2 separate regions of the Homo sapiens genome follow, and region 1 is linked to region 2. The links are chromatin contacts, found by Hi-C in ENCODE. All regions are on one chromosome and are shown on one strand. The core of a region is the stretch at or near the end of the contact, and the rest is flanking DNA. Distances in the headings are between cores, read along the strand shown. Region 1 overlaps LOC124901332 (a long non-coding RNA gene). Region 2 overlaps TRAM2 (translocation associated membrane protein 2).

The links. Hi-C counts contacts between places; a loop is a spot of excess contacts on that map. Pooled maps may share reads with other maps.
Region 1: a loop to region 2 is called in a map with no recorded cell type, with 7 times the contacts of the local background. The contact joins two enhancer-like sites. A Hi-C loop is called at or near these places in 2 of 37 single-sample maps with no recorded cell type and 2 of 50 pooled maps.

Annotation. Positions count from the first base shown.
Region 1 is chr6:53,237,913-53,245,307 of GRCh38, reverse strand. It overlaps LOC124901332 (a long non-coding RNA gene), which reads left to right. Exons shown (of 4, transcript XR_007059612.1): 3 at 877-1,037; 4 at 1,164-1,263. Among named protein-coding and RNA genes, the nearest start is that of MIR5685, 35 kb to the left of the region's middle. Within about 2 kb of position 4,352, at least 3 of the 41 ENCODE cell types and tissues checked have a DNase peak (open chromatin) inside an H3K27ac peak, as active enhancers do.
Region 2 is chr6:52,533,107-52,540,067 of GRCh38, reverse strand. TRAM2 (translocation associated membrane protein 2) reads left to right here. Exons shown (of 11, transcript NM_012288.4): 2 at 4,222-4,285. Among named protein-coding and RNA genes, the nearest start is that of TRAM2, 40 kb to the left of the region's middle. RefSeq lists enhancers at 2,469-2,528, 2,779-2,868, 3,049-3,098. Within about 2 kb of position 3,352, at least 3 of the 41 ENCODE cell types and tissues checked have a DNase peak (open chromatin) inside an H3K27ac peak, as active enhancers do.

The DNA.
Region 1 (7,395 bases), core at 3,103-5,602, 700 kb before region 2:
AGAGGTTGCAGTAAGCCGAGATCGCACCACTGCACTCCAGCCTGGGTGACTCTGTCTCACAGAAAAAAAAAAAAAAAAAAACCACAGGAGACTCTAGGGAGGCCACCAGGCCTGTCAAGGTTGCATGGTTCTCAGGTGGCAGGCTGGTATCACACCCCCCGCCCTGACTCACAAACTGTTCCTATTTTCATTTCCTTCCCCTTAAAAAAAGTAGAACTATCTCACTGATGTAAGAAGAACATACTTGGCTTTTTTTCTCGTAAGGAGTCTTAAAAAACACACTGATAGTTGACACTGTATATATCAAGGTTTTCTGGCAAAAATTTCCATGGAATGTAGTTCAGAGAGATGCTCCAGAAAAATTTTTAAAAAGCCTCTGTGGTCAAATAAGCTTGGAAAATGCAGTATGTTTGTTCCTGCCTTGGAATGTCATCACATACATAAGCTTAATAAAACTTCTCAGAAGTCTATAGTAAAGAAGTTCTAGTTCAGTTTTCCCTTTTCATATAACACCCATTAGCAGGAGGCAAGAAATGCTAGTACAGAAGTGGCTTCATGTCTTTTCTCTGTCCCTTTCACTTGTTGCGTGGCTGGTTTAGCACTGTAGGTGGCTCTGGCCTGAGTACGCAATGTGACCCTTTGGGAGTCAAGCAGGTGAGTGCATCCCAGAGCCTGCTGATTACCACCCATTCTTCCTTCCTTTCTCATCGACGGGAACCCCATTTTATGTGGGTCAATGAGTGCTGAGGCTCCCTTGAAGCTTGGTGTGGCCATGTGACATAGTTCTAACCCATGAGATGGGAACAGAAGTCTCTAGAGGGACTTTCAGAAAAGCTCATACATGCATTTTTCTTCATCATTCATTTTCCTGCCTAGAGTGCAGAGGCAATACATGGAGATGCAGCAGCCATCTTGTGACCATGAGGACAAAGATCATTTACCAAGGATGACAGAAGAGAAAGTTAGCAAGAGCCTTGACCCCTGATGAGGTGAAGTCATTTCACCAGCCTATCACAGCTTCTAGTCTTCTTGGGAATGTAAGAAAAACAAACTGTTATTTGCTTAAGCTCTTATAGCTAAGTTTCTGTTCCGTGCAGCTATTATTCTAATCAAAATAATGTTTCAGTGTTTATTCCTGAATATCACATAATTTTGCTCTGTAGGTGTCATCTTGGCTTTCTTTATGAATGGCAATTACTGGCTGGGTGCGGTGGCTGAGATGGGTGGATCACTTGAGGTCAGGAGTTCGAGACCAGCCTGGCCAACATGGTAAAACCCTGTCTCTACTAAAAATACAAAAAAATTAGCCAGGTGTGGTGCCACATGCCTGTAATCGCAGCTACTTTGGAGGCTGAGGTAGGAGAATCACTTGAACCCAGGAGGCGGAAGTTGCACTGAGCCAAGATATCACCATTGCACTCCACCCTGGGCAACAAGAGTGAAACTCTGTCTCAAAAAAAAAAAAAAAGAAAAAGAAAAGAGAAAAGAAAAGAAAAGAAAGGCAATTACTGGATAGGGTCTAAGAAGTTTACAAAGCAGGCCAGCAACAGCATCAAGTCATTCAAGTCAGTGTTTCTCAATGTGGCCCCCAGACCAGCAGCCTCAGCACCACCTGGGAACGTATTAGAAGTGCACATCCTCCGACCTCGCCCTAGACCTGCTGAACCTGAGACTCCAGGGGTGGGGCCCAGCAACTGGTGTTTCAGCAAGCCCTCCTGGTGCTCCTTACATACGAACTTTTTAGAACCATTTTAGAACTTAGTTTAGAACTAACATTTTAGAATTTAGTTACACATTCAACCTCAATGAATTTGTAAACCCACGAAAGGTCACTTTGAATGAAATAGTTGAGTTTGAACAGCAAGACTCATGCCCACACCTAACAACAGAGCACAGGCTTTGTGAGAAAAGGTGTCTGGCTTTGCCTTGGAAATTCAAACTGAGATAGAAGTACTATAAAGGGGCCAGGTGTGGTGGCTCACGCCTGTAATCCCAGCACTTTGGGAGGCCGAGGTGGGCGGATCACGAGGTCAGGAGATCGAGACCTTCCTGGTTAACACGGTGAAACCCCGTCTCTACTAAAAATACAAAAAATTAGCCAGGCATGGTGGCATGTGCCTGTAGTCCCAGCTACTCGGGAGGCTGAGGCAGGAGAATCGCTTGAACCCAGGAGGTGGAGGTTGCAGTGAGCAGAAGGAGCAACTCTGTCTCAAAAAAAAAAAAAAAGTACTATGAAGGTAACAGTGACAGAAATGGAAGCTACCACCACTTAAAGAGTGTGGTTAATTGTGGTTCATGTCAAGGTACCAAGAGGCTAGTGTTGCAATTTTCTTTTCTCTACACTTTGCTTTGCTTTGAGATGGAGTCTCACTCGGCTGCCCAGGCTGGAGTGCGGTGGTGTGATCTCAGCTCACTGCAACCTTTGCCACCTGGACTCAAGCGATTCTCCTGCCTCGGTCTCCCGAGTAGCTGGGATTACAGGCGTGCGCCACCACACCTGGCTAATTTTTGTATTTTTAGTAGAGACATGGTTTCACTATGTTGCCCAAGCAGGAGTCTTGAACTCCTGACCTCAATTAATCTGCCCACCTCATTCTCCCAAAGTGCTGGGATTACAAGCATGAGCCACTGCTCCCAGCCAGTATTGCAATTTTCACAGGAGGCTTTCACTTTACCTTTTCTTAATAACATACTGTTCCCTTGCCTCCAACTTGGTTCACTGGATAGAGTATATAGATAAGATTTGTACAAATCTCAGCAATTTAAGAATTTGCAAATGTGCATAGGAGTGAAGACAAGGTAAGAGTGCGATTAGAAATGCTCAGTGTGGCTGGAAATGTAATGAGCATGCTTTATTCTCACTCTCAACTTGAGATCTCCAAACTCACTCTATTCCATCCCACGGTATCTGCTTTCTCCTTTCTATTAAGCAACCAACCATTACTGAGCATTCTCGATTTTCCAAGGAAGGTGCTCATATATTTTTGGTGAATCCCATGAAGCCCATATTTGTAGCGGACATATGCTGTAATCCCAGAAGCAGAAGGGACCTGGTCCTCCTTTCTCCACTCTCCCCACACTGTGGAAGCTTCAGGGCACAGAGGCGATTGAGAGTTGCTCAGCAGCAGTGGTGCTGAGCATTTAGCTCTGGCCACAATATCCGGTGGCCAGTGCAGTTGATGTCAACATCAGTTTCCCAACCAGACCAACCCTGAGGCTTTGCCCTGCATGACTTTCCCTGCTCCCTGAGCTCCCTTAGGTTCTGCTAAGCCTGGTTCTATAGCCTTCCCTTCTATTGTGTGAATTGTCCAAAACTGATTCAATAAATTCCTCTTTTGCCTAAGCAAGCCAGAGTCACTTTCTGTTCGCTTTCAACTTAGAAGTCAAAGTAACATAATATTATTGCCATCTTTTTTAAGTGAAGACACTGACATTTGGAGGTCAAGGAACTTGCCAGATGTGTAATACCCAGCCTCCAAGATGGCCCCCAGTGATCTTCACCTCTTAGGTATTTATTTGCATAGTCTACTCCCATGTTGAATTAGGACTGGTCTGTGTAGAGTTCAGCAGGGATAATATGTGACTTCTGAATTGAGAGCATAAAGGACTTTGCAGCATCTGTCTTGCTCTCTTGGATTGCTTACTCTGGGCAAAGCCAGCACCATGCTGTGAGAATGTATTTACCATGTCTTTTATTTTTGTATTTTTATGCCTGTCCCAGGACTAGCCAGTTTTTAGAAATAGCAAACAACCATGAGGGTGCGTCACAAATGTAAACCAATCAATCCAGAGCCCACACACTGCCACCTCCATTATGGGCTCTCACCCTCCAGGCCACTATCCACCTGCCCTAATCACCCCAGGAGTAGGAACTAGGCAACTAGGGATAGCCCGTATGGCCCAGAGCCTGCTGAAATGATTCAAACTATTCAATCCAAAGCCCAATTACCCTCCCTCACTCATTCCTTCCCACAGAAACCACAATAAAAGTTTGTGCCCCTGGCCAGGCGCGGTGGGTCACGCCTGTAATCCCAGCACTTTGGGAGGCCAGGGCGGGCAGATCACAAGTTCAGGAGAATGAGACTACCCTGGCTAACACAGTGAAACCCCGTTTCTACTAAAAATACAAAAAATTAGCTGGGTATGGTGGCACACACCTGTAGTCCCAGCTACTCGGGAAGTTGAGGCAGGAGAATCACTTGAACTCAGGAGACAGAGGTTGCAGTGAGCCAAGATCTCACCACTGCACTCTAGCATGGCAATAGAGCGAGACTCCATCTCAAAAAAAAAAAGTTTGTGCCCCTGTTTTCACTCTGCTCCCTCTGCCTCCTGACTGATCTTGGTACTTCCCCATGTGGCTGGTGTGACACACCCCTTCCTCTTGAGATCTGTGAGCATAACAAACTATCTTTTTATTAGCAGTCATTCCTGATCTGATGGCTTTGCCATACCTAAATATTAATAAAACCTATATTTTAAACAGAGAACACTCAAGTACCATGTGGTGAAGCCCATATGGAGAGGAACTGAGGCCTCCCACCACAGCCAGCCCCCATTGGCCAGCCAAGTGAGTGGGCCTCCTTGGAAGCAGACCCACCAGCCCCAGTTGAACCTTCAGATTAGGGCAGCCCCAGCCCACACCCATCTGCAGTCTCATGAGAGGAGAGAATCTAAGCCAGACTTCCCATTCAAAAAGATCCAAAATTTGCAACCTACAGAAACAGAGACAATACATGCTTATTGTTATTTCAAGCCACTAAATTTTGAAGTAATTTGTTCCTCAGTAATGGCTTCTAAGTGGAGGAACTGATTCCTCCACTAACCCCACTTGGGGTTTCTTGTTGCCTCTCCAGTGTGCCAGTGTGAAAAATAGCAAGATACCTTGGGCTTCTGACTCAAACAGTAAGAAAAAAATTGTAATTTCACATAACAAGAATTCAAGATGTAGAGAGCATCTAGGGTAGATTAACAAAGCAGCCCAGTGATCTCACTCAGGCCCCAGATGATTCTCTTCATTTCTCTGCTCACTCAGCCTGTCAGCTGATCATTCTCTTTTTCAAAAGATGGCAGCAGCATTGCAAGCATCTCATACAGACAGCGCAGTTGAGCGCTGTTATTGGTTTAGACCAATGGGAGCACAGTTATTGGTTTAGACCGATTATCAATGGGAGTGCAGTGATTGGCTTAGGCCAATAACCAATGGGAGCATAGTGATCAGTTTTCCTTTGGGGATGAAGCTTAAGAGTTCTTCACTTGATCACATAGGGCTGGGGACACCCTTGAACAAAATCCAGGTTCTGGCAACAAGGAAAACCTATGCACAAGGGTTGGGGTGACGAATGACTTAGGTACATTATCTTCTATATAAGCCATCAAGGGGCCAGCTGCACTAGCGAGAAGGGCAATAGAGGCCCAGAGAAGGTGTCGGGAAAGCAGAAGAGTCGGGGCAGGTAGGTCAGGGCCAGTTGGAGGGCCTTGGGCTTTACACACAGAATGAATAACCTGAATGAGTCATTACCTAAACCACTGTTCCTTCACTCCATTCTCCCTCCTGAGAATGGGTTATGCACCTGCTCACACATGTGACTGTTCTTTCACATCACCAGTTTGGGTTGGGATGACATGACCCAGCTGCCTCCAGAAGCCTCCCAGCCAATGGACCCAGAGCAGGCTGTGGGCAAATCAGTCAGGTGGTGGCTGCTGATTGGAATTCATCCACATTCTCAGGGTGGAGAGCAGCAGATGTGTGCAGCCTCCTCCCCTATGGAGGGGATGCTATTTGTTTAAATGGTGGTTGGTGATGCCAGAAACACTTGGCCTCATTTATCTGGATATAGAATAATCCAGCACAAATAGATCAGTAGTAGTAGTACAGCAGCGATAGTAGCCCAACCCTTTTACTTTGTAGACATAGAAAACCAAGTTCATGTTGAAGTGACTTGGCCAGGATCACAAAGACCAAACTAGAACTAAGACTGAGTCTTAAGACTCTTGCTTTGATTCTGTTTCTCATTATACCTTGTAGGAAAAGTTTCTATGCCAAATTCTAGGCCAGATCTATAACGTCATTTTTCTGAGAAACAAAACTGCTTTAGGTAAGTTGTTCTAATAGTTCCTCAAGTTCATCTGAAATCTACTAATTATGTTTGATATGGAGACTTATTTTTAATGTTGTGTAATTAGACTTGCAAGTTCCACCCTTAAAACTTTTTATCTGTTGTTTACCAACACAGGCCAAGATTCCAGCTAATAATATTTTCAACCACTTTTGTCATTCTCCAATAAATTACATAGAAAATTGTCAAGAGTAATTCCTGGCCGGTCATGGTGGCTCACACCTGTAATCTCAGCACTTTGGGAGGCCTAGGCAGGCAGATCACGAGGTCAGGAGTTTGGGACCAGCCTGACCAACATGGTGATACCCCATCTCTACTAAAAATACAAACAAACAAACAAAAAATTAGCCGGGCGTGGTGGTGCGCACCTGTAATCCCAGCTACTCAGGAGGCTGAGGCAGGAGAATCACTTGAACCCAGGAGGCAGAGGTTGCAGTGAGCCAAGATTGCGCCACTGCACTCCAGCCTGCACAACAAAGTGAGACTCTGTCTCAAAAAAAAGAAAAAGTAATTCCTTTCCAGTGACAGCAGAAATCAGAGACTTCAAGTCTCCAGTTCAAGTTCACTGGACTCATTACTTCAAAGGGAGTATAATAAGCTCCCTGAGATTATCTTTCTGAAGTAACTCTTTTCTGTCTATCAGCTGACTTGCAACTGATTGTGTACTTGACACAGATCCACATGACTCGGTGCAATGGGAATAGTCCAGCAGTTTTGAATTCTCAGATGATTTTCGCTCTTTGTTTCTTGTCTTGTTTGAAGAGATCAAAAGGGAGCTCTATCGCTGTGTGATAAGTATGTTTCTATCACTGTTTTCCATAGCTTTCCCTTCCAAGATCCATTATAACTTTGGAAATGTGGTGAAATGTGTCTTACCAGACTAAATCTGGTAAGGTTTAGTCTAGGGGTGTGTGTGTGTGTGTGTGTATGTGTGTGTGTGCATGCACGCATGCCCGCATGTATGCTAGGAGTAGGCAGAGTGGGGAAAGGAGGTAATGTGGGGGTTGCAATTGTAGCACTTGGATGAAAACATGGATGTTTAGCACACATCTACAATAAACATGATCTTCATTATTTTTAGTTAGCCACATTATTATTATACCCAGAAAAATAATTTTAAAAGCTTTCAAAGGTTAAAGAAATGATTCACAGCAGATAATCAGAATCTAAGTTGGCAGTCTGTTCAGTACCCATCACTACTTCTCCCACTAATTTTCAGATTGCCAACTTGCTATCAGTAAAACATTCTTAGTCAAGCAAACGATTTAACAATTATTTG
Region 2 (6,961 bases), core at 2,103-4,602:
CTGCTGCTACTACCAGGGGGGCTAGGGATGGAAAAATACTGGGATCTAGTATTTTTGTCATGATTATGGCCGTAGATCCTGTTCTCTCAGAATCATGTTCAGAAAACATGTTAAGCATTCATCTGTAGTCACTAAATATTATAGCTGCTTACAGTATGAGTTTGTCAAATAGGAATTTATGAGAAACCTACTATTCACCCAGCTCTGGGACAGACCGAGAGAGAGAAGACATACAGAGAAGAATAATCGTGGACAGATGACAGGATGAGGGTCAGATAGCTGAGCACAGCACCGACTCTCTCCTGCTTAGTCACTGTGTTCATTTAAGCATTTGCTGAGTGCCGCTCTGTTCTGGGGCAGTTTGAAGCCATCCATGGATGTGCACCTCAAACAAGGCAAGTCAGATCATCAAGGCAGGTCAGATCCCCACGCTCCTACAGCTTATGTTTCCCCAAGGAAGAGACAGTTTAAAAATAAAGATAAATGCTTTAGAGCTGTACACTTAAAATGGGTGATTTTTTTTTTTTGTTGTGTAAATTATACCTGAATACAGTTGTTAAAAAAGAAAAAAAATCTTGGCCCTCATGGTGCTGACGTTCAGGTTTTCCCTGATACGTTTGATCCTTATTATTTGTGGATTTTGTTTTTGCAAATTCGCTTACTTGCTGAGATTTATTTGTAACCCCCAAATCAGCTTCTTTGGTCATTCACAGAGATGTGCAGAGCTGCAAACACTTTTGGGTTGCCCAACACTCACATTCCCAGTTGAGGCCAAACAAGGCGACACTCTGCCTCCAGTTCCGGCTCTCATCCTGTAGACAGATGTCCTTTTCGTAGTCTCTTTAGTGCCACATTTTTTGCATTTTTCTGCTGCTTTTTGGTGATTTCACTATTTAAAAATGGCCCCCAACTGTCATGCAGAAGTGCTGTCTAGCATCCTAAGCGTAGGATGACTATGATGTGCCTCATGGAGATAGCATATGTGGTTAGACAAGCTTTATTCTGGCATGAGTTATGGCGCTGTTGGCCATGAATTCAATGTTAATGAATCAACAATATATGTTAAATTAGGTGTCTTTAAACAGAAACACACATAAAACAAGGTTATGAATTGATCTGTTGACAAAAATGGGACCAGAGGCTTGCAGGAACCTAACCCTGTATTTCTCCCAGGAACAAGGTTTCAGTGTTCACTAATTCAGTGTTTGCAGTGACTTGAGAGAACATAATTCATGTGAATGATGACAGTTAACTGTATATGTTGGGTGAGGGCAAGAATATATGTAGAGCCCACATACCAGATGTCTATCTTCCTTTAAAAAAAATGCAAAAGTTCTCAGACTTGGCAGCGCATTGGAATGCTCTGGGGAGTTTGACAAAATGCCCATGCCCCAAAGAGTCTGGTTTAATTGGCTGGGGTGTGGCTCAGGCACAGAGATTTTAGAAGCTCCCCCAGGGATTCTAATGTGCAGCCGGAGTTGAACACCAGTGCTCTTCCCATTGAATGATAATGTGTCCTAGAAGTGGACCCTGGCCAACTGAAGGAGGCTCTGTGGGGGCCAGCAGCACCTCCTCATACCCGCCCAAGACCCAGAGCCCAGGGCAGGGTGTCCGGTTGGCCCAGCTCCTGCCCTGAGGAGAGGGTCTATCCCCTCCATCCTCCCATCCCCCGTAGTGACCCCACACACATCCTATGCCCACACACAGCTGGAGAGAGGCTTCCCTCAGGAAACCCTGGTGCCATTAAGAGAGGAGAATGGATGGCAGACAACCCAAGCCCCACAGAGGTCTCCACCCTGTGCTCTAAAAGACATGTGCATTTCTTGAATGAAATCAAGTGGGAGATATGTGCCTAGGCAGGGTAGAGTGTTTGGTTTATGCCTGCCTGCTTTCTCCTGGCTCCTCCTTTCTCTCATTTCTTCCAACTCCTCTGATCTTCCTTCACAGGGATTTCAGGCTGAGAAGATGAGGTTTATTTTCAGAGGAGTCATGTCAGACAATATGAAGTGTTAGGTGGTTGGGCCAGGAATGACCTATATGAGTGGAGTTCAGAGAGGGAGAGCCAACATGGCTAGCGTGGGCAGGAGGGGCTCTGTGGCAGAGCTGGATTCAGGTGGCTTAGTGCCTGGAAAGGTCTCACAGAGAAGGCCGTTGATGGTAGAGGACAGCCTGGATGATGGCACTGGGGGCAGCTCCCACGACAGAGGGGGAATAAGTACAGCTGAGTGAAGCTGACTTGGCTTTTGATTTTTCATCTTAAGCAATGAGCCGTTACTGAGCACTTACTGTGTGCATCTGGGCTCCTTACGTAAGAGGGGCTGCGAGGATAAATGGGAACGGGACGGCACAGTCCCTGCCTGTGGGACTGTGAGGAGTCTGATGAGAACTGTGGAGGAGGTGAGAGCCTGATGAGAACTATGAACAAGGGTATGGAAATGATAAATACAGCAGAGCATGACACAGAGTGCATCCGGCAAGCAGAGATCATGCCCCTTGAACAGCTGGGAATGGCTTCACAGAGGTTACAATTGAGGTGGGTCATGAAGGGATGTGTGAGATTCTAATCAGGAGAGCTGTGTGTGTGTGGTGGTGGGTATAGGAAAGGTAGGACGCAAACTGAGAGTGGCTAAAACTCCCCAAAGGAAGTGGTGAGTAGAATATATTGGCTGAAACCCAGCACATCTGTTCTAAAGAAAATACAGGCAGTTGGACAGGAAGGTAGGTCGAGAACACTGAAAAAGGTCTTGACCAAAGGTAATAAGGTTTTAGGGTGGGGATTAGGAAGACCTGTATATTCGGATAGGGCTTGGTGTTTTCTATCACTCCTCTTAGCTAATCTCATTTGGGTTTTTCCCTGCAAGCCTGATAGGACATGTCTAAGGCTGCAGCACAAAGACACGAGAAGTCTTGTCCTGCATCTCTGTGTACAGAGTAAATGACACCCACTGAATGGGATGGGTCTTGTTGACCAGGGGAGTGGGGAGATTTGCTCTTTAAAGGAGAGGGTTGTCTCTAGAGGTAGCTGAGGATAGTGACCTCTCACTGGCATGTCTGGGCAACACAGGGCATCTGTGATGTATCATTCACTCATTTCCATGCTGCCTTTGCCACTGTCCAGTGTGTTTGTCCTCCACCCTATCCCTCACATGTGCATCCTTCAAACCTCTGTTAGAGAAGAACCAGCACCCCTTTATTGACGAGGTGTCTCCAGAGGGCCCTTGGGAAAGGCCTGGTCCTGGGCTGCCTCCTCACCTGGCCTTGCTGCAGGTTTCAGAACAGTGTGGATGGTGGTTCTCAGGCCCACCTGCACATCCGAAACCTCTGGGGAGCTTTGAACAACGCTAGCAGCTGGGCCAGCGCCACACCAGTCTGTAGTACCCAAACTAGCTGAGGTATTACAAGCACCCCTGATTTTATGGACAAGCAGACTGAGGCTCAGCGTATAAGATTACTTGCTGGTAGATACATAGCAAGAAAATGGCAGAGCTGGCATTTGAACCCAGGTAGTCGATTCTTGAGTCCAACCTTCAAACCCCCAGGTTTTGTCATCCCTCCCCTGCTGGCTAAACTGTCACAGTACTGATTTGGCCATTCATAACTAGGTGGCAACCACAGTTTTTTGTTTCACAGCACAACTAAGATTTTAAAGGCAGTTTTTGAAATAAACAAACCAGGAATGTGGGATGTTACTTCTGGCCCCATGCCTCCCAGTAAGGTAGATGTGAAATTAGCAGCTGGAATTCTCTGTTTCTGAAGCTCAGGTGTCGACTTTCAGGGCTGCTCTCCAATGCACAGGCAGCCAAAGTGCTGTGGAAACCTCAGCTAGGTCCTAACCTTCTTGAAGGTTGTGACTTTATTTATTAGTTTCTGTCTTCCACAATGCTGATGCACAGAACTAAACTGATAAATATCTGAATGAACGAATGGCTGACAAATTTGTACTATTCACTTGTGAGCTCCTGTCCTGCCATGCACAGCTTGTTTCATCTCATCTGCAGTGAGTACCAGTCTAGATACCATCTGAGTCCCAGGGTACAGGTATTGAGAGGTATGTCATTAAAGAAAAATAGAACAAAAACTAATGCTAACTCTGCATTAGGCAGAACCGTTCAGTCAAGAGGTTTGAGGGTCTAAGATGTAAAAGGGGCGGTTAGCAGCTTCCACTTGTTTCTTTTGATGTGGCCAAAAGCTAAACTGGAACTCTTTTCCTTTGTTTTACAGGTCACAGCCAAGACTGCCTTTCTATTTATTTTACCTCAGTATAACATTAGCGTGCCTACAGCAGGTAAGAATCACTGGTCTCCATCTTCTCCTGGCCCTGTTAACCCTGAAGGACCTGGAAAGCTTCCTTTTCCCCATCTGTGTACAATTTTTTTTTTTTCCCCCATGACGGAGTCTCTGCTCTGTCACCCAGACTGGAGTGCAGTGGCACAATCTTGGCTCACTGCAACCTCCACATCCCAGGTTCAAGCAGTTCTCCTGCCTCAGCCTCACAAGTAGCTGGGATTACAGGCGTGTGCCACCACGCCCTACTAATTTTTGTACTCTTAGTAGTGAAGGAATTTCACCATGTTGGCCAGGCTGGTCTCGAACTCGTGACCTCGTGATCTACCTGCCTTGGCCTCCCAAAGTGCTGGGATTACAGGCATGAGCCACCACGCCTAGCTGTGTACAATCTTTTTAGATATTTCAACCAGCCTCTGGCAGCCTCCACCACTGAGATTGCAGTGGTGCAGCATTAACCGCTAAGAACTTCCCTCTCTTCTGCTCTCTGTCTTCTTCATCAGAAGAGGACCTGCTGCACCACGTGGTGCTTTGTGCAGCTCCTACTCCTTTCTCCAAAGCATCTAACATTGAGTTCTGTTGGAGACAGGATGTGAGGCATCATGACCATTGATCTGTTCTCCAGAGCATGGCTTCCTTTTAACATTTTCAGAGGAGAATGGGCAGGATGTTGCGTTTTGATAGTGCATGGAAGCATGGTTGGGGCCCAGGGTGCTGCACTCTGACTGGGTTGGGGTAAGGACCAAACCTCAGGCCCAGCCACAAGTCTTGTCACAGGACTGTTGTTAAGGCTCACTGACTAGAGCTGCTGCATCACAAGCTTCCCCCATAGTGGCTGAGCATTTCCAAGCACTTACAGGGAGCCCAGCCAGCATCATGCCAGGTACCAGAGCGGCCTCACAGGCAGTTCCCAGTACAGTTGAGGGGCTACAGCTCAAGGAGCAGCAAGGCCAGGCAGGTAAATCGCTGAACTGGACAGGGGAGAGGGTCTATCTAAAGGAGTAGCTGCTGCTCACTTCCAGCCAATTGTCACATAGGAGTGTAAAACCTGTGAGCCTAAGAGCTTCCTTTTCCACCCCCTACAAAAGAATCCAAAGAAATCTCTTTTTAGGTAGAAATACTCTGATTTTTAAATGTTGCCAACTAATTTAGAAATTCTGCAAACACCATGCGGGTCAACATTGTGTAAACCAAACCAACACATCTGAAGGCTGAGTCCAGCCCTCGGGCACAGGTCTGCAACTTAGGGGTTCTCCGATCCCGCCACCAGCACCAGAGTATCGCTCCTTTCTCAGTGGCAAAGTCCTGGGCAGCCTCTTGATGAACAAAGGAAGGACTTTTGTTTGCTGAACCTAGTTCTTTCCTCTTTATTCTTTTTGTTGTTGTTGTTTGTTTGTTTGTTTGGATGGAGTTTCACTCTTGTTGCCCAGGCTGGAGTGCAATGGCCTGATCTCGACTCACTGCAACCTCCACCTCCCGGGTTGAAGCGATTCTTCCGCCTCAGCCTCCCAAGTAGCTGGGGTTACAGGCATGCGCCACCGTGCCAGTCTAATTTTATGTTTTTAGTAGAGACAGGGTTTCTCCATTTTGGTCAGGCTGGTCTCGAACTTCCGACCTCAGGTGATCTGCCCACCTTGGCCTCCCAAAGTGCTGGGATTACAGGCGTGAGCCACCGTGCCCAGCCTTTTTTTTTTTTTTTGGACGGAGTTTCCCTCTTGTTGCCCAGGCTAGAGTACAATGGCGCGATCTTGGCTCACTGTAACCTCCACCTCCCGGGTTCAAGTGATTCTCCTGCCTCAGCCTCCCAAGTAATTACAGATGTGCACCACCACGCCCGGCTAATTTTTTGTATTTAGTAGAGAAGGGGTTTCAGCATGTTAGTCAGGCTGGTCTTGTACTCCTGACCTCAGGTAATCTACCCGCCTCAGCCTCCCAAAGTGTTGGGATTACAGGCATGTGCCACTGCACCCGGCCTTTTCCTCTTTATAGTAGAGAGGTGACTTGTCTTGACTTTAAGGTGAGATTCTTTTCCTTGTCTGGCTCTGCCAGCTACTAGCTAAAGGACTTTGGGGGCAAATTCCTGAACCTGTGGCTCATGGAGGATATAGCCATGAATCTTTCCTGGGCCCACCATCCCCTGCAGTCACTGTGGCCAGGCTTGGAAGGAAGCCATGCTTTTCTGGGGCAACCAAGTCAGTTTCTTCATCTGAGAGTCAAACTGAGGGACATTGGCAAAAGAGGAAGAAAGCTCTATGCTACTAAAGAGACTGGAGAGCATCTCTGTCCTCAGTGGGCCAGGAAACATGTGGCCAGCACCAGTGGTCAGGAAGCAGACAGATGCCCGCTCATCCCAGGGCACACTCTAGTGCTGGGGGGCACGTGGATGATGTGGCTCAGGGCTATGTGTTCTAAGTCAAATCCGGGCTTATTTACTCTTGCCTCTTGAAAATCCTAATAACAGAGACTTGGCTGTACTCAAGATTTACTGATTTATTTTTTAGTTTAAAAAAATTGTAAAATCTATATAACATAAAATGTACTATCGTAACCATTTGTAAGTGTGTAACTTAGTGGCATTAGGTACATTCACATTGTTGTGCTACCATCACCACCATCTATCTCCAGAACTCTTTTCATCTTGCAGATTGAAACTCTGCCCACCAAACCCTAACTCCCC